2 separate regions of the Homo sapiens genome follow, and region 1 is linked to region 2. A link is an interaction called in ENCODE POLR2A ChIA-PET data of the cell type or tissue named here. Cell type or tissue: Panc1. All regions are shown on one strand. Each heading gives the region's core, and the rest is flanking DNA. Links, peaks and the distances in the headings are about the cores only.

Region 1 (2,914 bases), core at 316-2,815, 170 kb before region 2:
CTTTCCCACATCGCTTTTCCATCTAGAATATTCCTGCCCTTCAAGATTAATTTGTCACCTCTGGTAAAACCATCCCCGACTCTCCCAATTAGACAAAAGTTTTCCCTTCTTTATCCTAAGCATTTTCCATATTTTTACTATAACATTTTACATATTACACTATTTCTGTCTCTGCTTCCTACCTTGTAAGCTCTAAACCATTGTGTAAACTTGTATGTAACTCTATTTTTTACAAATTTTTTTTTTAACTACCACCATTCCTCTTCTCTTTTCAAACTCCAGTTCTCCTTTGCTTTCCCATCAGCTGTACTTTTGACCAACTCCACATCTTCTTAAAATACAGAGAAGGTTCTCCTTTTACAGAGGTAAAAAGAAATAATTTGGCTGGGTGTGGTGGCTCACACTTGTAATCTCAACACTTTGGGAGGCCAAGATGAGAGGACAGCTTGAACCCGGGACTTCAAGACCAGCCTGGGCAAAGTGGCAAAACGCCGTCTCTACAAAAAATACAAAACACTTAGCCAAGCGTGGTGACGCACACCTGTAGTCGCAGCTACTCGGGAGGCTGAGGTGGGGGTATCACCTGAGCCCAGGAGGCAGAGGTTACAGTGAGCTAAGGTTCGCGCCACTGCACTCCAGCCTGGGTGAAGGGAGTGAGACCCTGGTCTGGAGGGGCAGAAGGAGTGGGGCTTTTTTATTTTGTTTTGTTTTGTTTTTGAGATGGAGTCTCGCTCTGTCACCCAGGCTGGAGTGCAGTGGCGCAATCTCGGCTTACTAAAACTTCCGCCTCCCAGATTCAAGCGATTCTCCTGCCTCAGCCTCCCAAGTAGCCGGGATTACAGGCAGCTGCCACCATACCCACCTCATTTCTGTATTATTAGTAGAGTCGGGGTTTCGCCATGTTGGCCAGGCTGGTCTCGAACTCCTGACCTCAGGTGACCAACCTACCCCAGCCTCCCAAAGTCCTGGGATTACAGGCATGAGCCCGGCCGAGGAGGAGATTTTTTAAACCCCAGTATTGTGTACCATTTTTTACCTCTGGGGTTTGTAGTTTAATTTTCCTTTGACAGACATAAGTATCTCTACATCAAAAGTAGTACTTATACCTAAGTTTGTCCCTGTGGCATATAATGAAAATAAAAACAGCAGAGGAAGAAAGAGATAAATAAAAACCAAGGGTTTTAGCCATGCTAAGGTAAGTGAGAAAGAACTGGATAAAGAAGAGTGGTGAGGAGGGACAGTGGGTATGTGCACAGAGCAGAAATGAAATCTGATATAAATTAAATTAATAAGCAATAAAGATGTAAAGGAGAGATGATCACAGCATATGCCCCATTCTCTTCTAATCTATTCTTTCCATCTACCTCACAGAGGAAAAGACAGTATTGAGAAGTAAATGTTAAAGCTTAAGAGATGACAACATTAGCCACCTGGTAACCAAACAGCTGAGAGCAGCAAGGATGGTACATAAAGTGTACCATGGTACACTAAGTAAACAATGAAGAGGGGGAATGGTAACCATGGTCAAATGCAAGACAGATAAATATTCCTAAACCAGAGTGCCTGTAGAGTAAAAAACAAAATAACAAACTTCCCACTATAGTACTAAAGTTAGCCCTGTCCAGCAATATCAAAAATAGAGGCTACAATGAGTTTGTTCACCTGCAACACTGATGTTACAAAAATTAAGACTGTAGAAATAAATGTAAAGCTAATAAAAGACTTTTGGGTTGATTTTTCAAAGAAAAGATATTGAAGGTAGAACAGAGAGATGTCCTTCTTATAAAGCAAAGAGGTTGGAGCAGATCTGTAACTCTAGCAACACGACACGGCAAGTCTGACTCACAAGACTTCCTGAATAGGTCATCATCTGTACTGCTGCTTAGTCTGTGGCTCAGTCCTTTTTTTCCTGACCTCACAGCTTATTACTCTTCAGTAATCATTAAATAACTTTAAATTCAAAAGAATCCTTTTTTAAAAATGTTTCCGGGCCAGTTTCAGTAGCTCACACCTGTAATCCCAACGCTTTGGGAGGCTGGGGCAAGAGGATTGCTTGAGCCCAGCAGTTTGAGACCAGCCTGGGCAACATAGTGAGATTCTGTCTCTGCAAAAAACACAAAAATTAGCTGGGCATGGCAGCATGTGCCTGTGGTCCCAGCTATTTAGGAAGCTCAGGTAAGAGGATCACTTGAGCCCAGGAGGTCAAGTCTGCAGTGAACCATGATCACCGCACTCTGGCCTGGGGGACAGAGCAAGATCCCGTCTCAAAACAGTAACAATAATAATAGTTTCCATATCCCTAGAAGTTATGTGTCTGATAATAGAATTTGTCTTTTCAAATAAATCTCTAAAGCCATTATTCATCTGATGACAACAATACAAATAATGAATAAGAAAATATATATCAAAAAGTTAAAAAATAAAAAAAGCTTTCAACATTATTTGCTTTCTGGAGGGTGGGGTAGCACTGGTAAAAAGGTTAAAAGGTATCAGAACTGAAAACTCAATAAAACCCTTGACCCTCTCCATTCCTCTCCAAAAAATAGCTACCGTCTTATGTGGAGCTAAACATTTATACCATTAGGTCAAGATTGCTTCAGGGAAGAAATGTGCAGTAAGCAAAAATATAAAATACTGCAAAGAGGAGGAGAAGTACATCATTCAATTTAAAATACAACATTAAAAAATAAAAATAAAAAATAAAATACAACATAGCTTGGTTTTTTCTTTGTTGCTATTCAAATGTTAGTTTCATGATCCATAACTTTTTTTTTTTTTTTGAGACGGAGTCTCGCCCTGTCACCCGGGCTGGAGTGCAGTGGTGCAATCTCGGCTCACCACAATCTCTGCCTCCCGAGTTCAAGGAATTCCCCTGCCTCGGCCTCCTGAGTAGCTGGGACTACAGGTGTGCACC
Region 2 (2,914 bases), core at 134-2,633:
GAGATCAGTACTGTTTCCCTATTTCTTGATTCATTTCCTTTGTGTTAGCTTCTTTTTTTTTTTTTTTTTTTTTGAGACAGAGTCTCGCTCTGTAGCCCAGGCTGGAGTGCAGTGATGCGATCTCAGCTCACTGCAACCTCCATCTCTCGGGTTCAAGCAATTCTTCTGCTTCAGCCTCTTTAGTAGCTGGGATTAAAGGCATGCACCACCACGCCCAGTTAATTTTGTATGGTTTCACCATGTTGGCCAGGCTGGTCTCAAACTCCTGGTCTCAATCAATCCACCCGCCTCGGCCTCCCAAAGTGCTGAGATTACAGGCGTGAGCCACTGCGTCTGGCTGTCTCTATTTCCTGATCCATTTCCTTTATTTAACTTTTTTTTTTTTTTTTTTGAGACGGATCTCACTCTGTCGCCCAGGCTGGAGGGCAGTGGCACCATCTCAGCTCACTGCAACCTCCACCTCCAGGGTTCAAGCAATTCTCCTACCTCAGCTTCCTGAGTAGCTGGGATTACAGGCACATGCCAGCACGCCTGGCTAATTTTTGTAATTTTTTTAGTAGAGACGGGGTTTCACCATGTTGGCCAGGCTGGTCTCGAACTCCTGACCTCGGGTGATGTGCCCACCTCGGCCTCCCAAAGTGCTGGGATTACAGGCATGAGCCACAGTGCCCGGCCTGTGTTAGCTTCATTTTTATTTTTATTTTCATTTTTATTTTTATTTTTTTTTTTCAGGGACTATAGGAAAGGTAAATGCTTCATTCTTGGTAATTTCCCATATGGTGGCCCAGCGAGGCTCACAGCAGTCAACCTTACATCCCACCACAAAGCAATCATGGTAGAAAAAGAACATCTCTTTTCCAGTATTTCTAGAAAACATCTCAGAACTGACTTTCACTGGACTCTCTTAGGTCACATGTCCATCTTTCAGCCAATCACCACAGCCAGAGCTGAGCTATGTTGGTGTCCGGATTGACCTGAGTCGCCTGCTTATTCCTGGAGCCCATGGGTGGCGGTCTGCCTCACCAGGACCACAGACACCAAGGGGGAGAAGGAAACCCCACCCAGGAAACCTAGAGCTGTTTCCAGAAGGAGGAGGGGTTGCTAGGTAGACTGAGCTACAAACATCTACAACAGTCACACAGGGAACTTAGGGGAAGGCCACCCCAGAAGCCCACAGTTTCCTAAGGTGCATCTCACTGTGCACGCAACTACCCCAGCTCTTTCTGTTGCCTAGGAGCTCACGTCTAAGAAATCACAAAATGTAAACACGGACTAAAGGAGAAGTCATCAGAGGAGAAGAGTATGCGAAGGGAAGAGGTTCAGAAGGGCGGGAAAACATCCAACTCTTGGACTTCGTTACCATATTCACCTTGTCGAAAAGTTTCTAAACCTGATGAATGACATTCCAGAGGACTGAAATAATTGGCACATGTGACCGAGGAAATGCAGGCAGTAATCTTCAAGAAATTGTGGAGAGTGGGAACAACTGGAAGATTGGAGTTGGGCAAATGTATGTAATTTTTAAAAGCTGAATCCCAAGCCCTGCAGACCGATTGGTTTGGGTGGTTATTCTTCCGCTTCCTCTTCCTCTTTTTTTTTTTTTTTTCTCTCTCTCTCTTTTTTTTTTGAGACGGAGTCTTGCTCTGTTGCCCAGGCTGGAGTGCAGTGGTGTGATCTCGGCTCACTGCAACCTCTGCCTCCTGGGTTCAAACGGTTCTCCTGCCTCAACCTCCCAAGTAGCTGGGACTACACTCGCACGCCACAGCACCCAGCTAACTTTCGTATTTTTAGTAGAGACAAGGTTTTGCCGTGTTAGCCAGGCTGGTCTCGAACTCCTGACCTCAGGTGATCCACCCGCCTTGGCCTCCCAAAGTGTTGGGATCACAGGCATGAGCCACTGTGCCCGGCCTCTTTTCTTTTGCTTCTTCTTTTCTTCCTCTCTTTTTTAAAAGACAGTTTTATTGCTATGTAATTTACATGCCATGAAATCTACTGCTTTTGTTTGTGTAATTCGATTATTTTTAGTAAATTTTTAATATAATGCAGCTTTTTCATCACCCCAGCAGGAACTCTCAGGCCTGCTTATCCTTAATCTCTGATCCCACTCCCAGCTCCAGGCAACCACTAATGTACTTTTTGCCTTAATAGATTTGTCTCTTCTGGCTGGGCGCGATGGCTCATGCCTGTAATCCCAGCACTTTGGGAGGCTGAGGCGGGTGGATCACGAAGTCAGGAGTTCGAGACCAGCCTGGCCAATAAGGCGAAACCCCTTCTCTACTAAAAATACAAAAATTAGCCGGGTGTGGTGGCACGTGCCTGTAATCCCAGCTACTCGGGAGGCTGAGGCAGGAGAATGGCATGAACCCGAGAGGTGGAGGTTGCAGTGAGCCGAGATGGCGCCACGGCACTCCGGCCTGGGCGACAGAGCAAGACTCCAACTCAAAAAAAGAACAAACAAACAAAAAAATAGATTTGTCTTTTCTGGCTGGGCACAGTGGCTCATGCCTGTAACCCCAACACTATGGGAGGCCGAGGTGGGCAGATCACCTGAAGTCAGGAGTTCAAGACCAGCCTGGTCAACATGGTGAAACTCCATCTCTACTAAAAATACAAATATTAGCCAAGCCTGGTGGCACACACCTGTATTCTCAGCTACTTGGGAGGCTGAGGCAGGAGAATCACTCAAACCTGGAAGGTGGAGGTTACAGTGAGCCAAGATCGCACCACTGTACTCCACCCTGAGCAACAGAGTGAGACTCTGTCTCAAGAAAAAAAAATTTTTGCCTTTTCTCTTTTTTTGAAACAGGTTCTTGCTGTTGCCCAGGCTGGAATGCAATGACATGATCATGGCTCATTGCAGCCTCGATTTCCTGAGCTCAGGTGATCCTCCCTCCTCAGTCTCCCCAGCTGTTGG

What was found. Peaks named below come from ENCODE experiments on the same cell type or tissue, not always from the same donor. Only the 100,000 strongest peaks of a DNase experiment are listed, where the experiment ranks them.
Region 1: POLR2A ChIA-PET joins it to region 2 with 17 read pairs; 8 of 35 experiments call an interaction of 5 or more read pairs at or near these places.

Annotation. Positions count from the first base shown.
Region 1 is chr20:47,609,595-47,612,508 of GRCh38, reverse strand. All of the region lies in intron 2 of NCOA3 (nuclear receptor coactivator 3), which reads right to left. Among named protein-coding and RNA genes, the nearest start is that of NCOA3, 110 kb to the right of the region's middle. In Panc1, for the core only: no CTCF peak of the experiment used is centred there; a DNase peak (open chromatin) is centred at 1,858.
Region 2 is chr20:47,437,330-47,440,243 of GRCh38, reverse strand. No RefSeq gene overlaps it. Among named protein-coding and RNA genes, the nearest start is that of LINC01754, 27 kb to the right of the region's middle. In Panc1, for the core only: no CTCF peak of the experiment used is centred there; no DNase peak of the experiment used is centred there.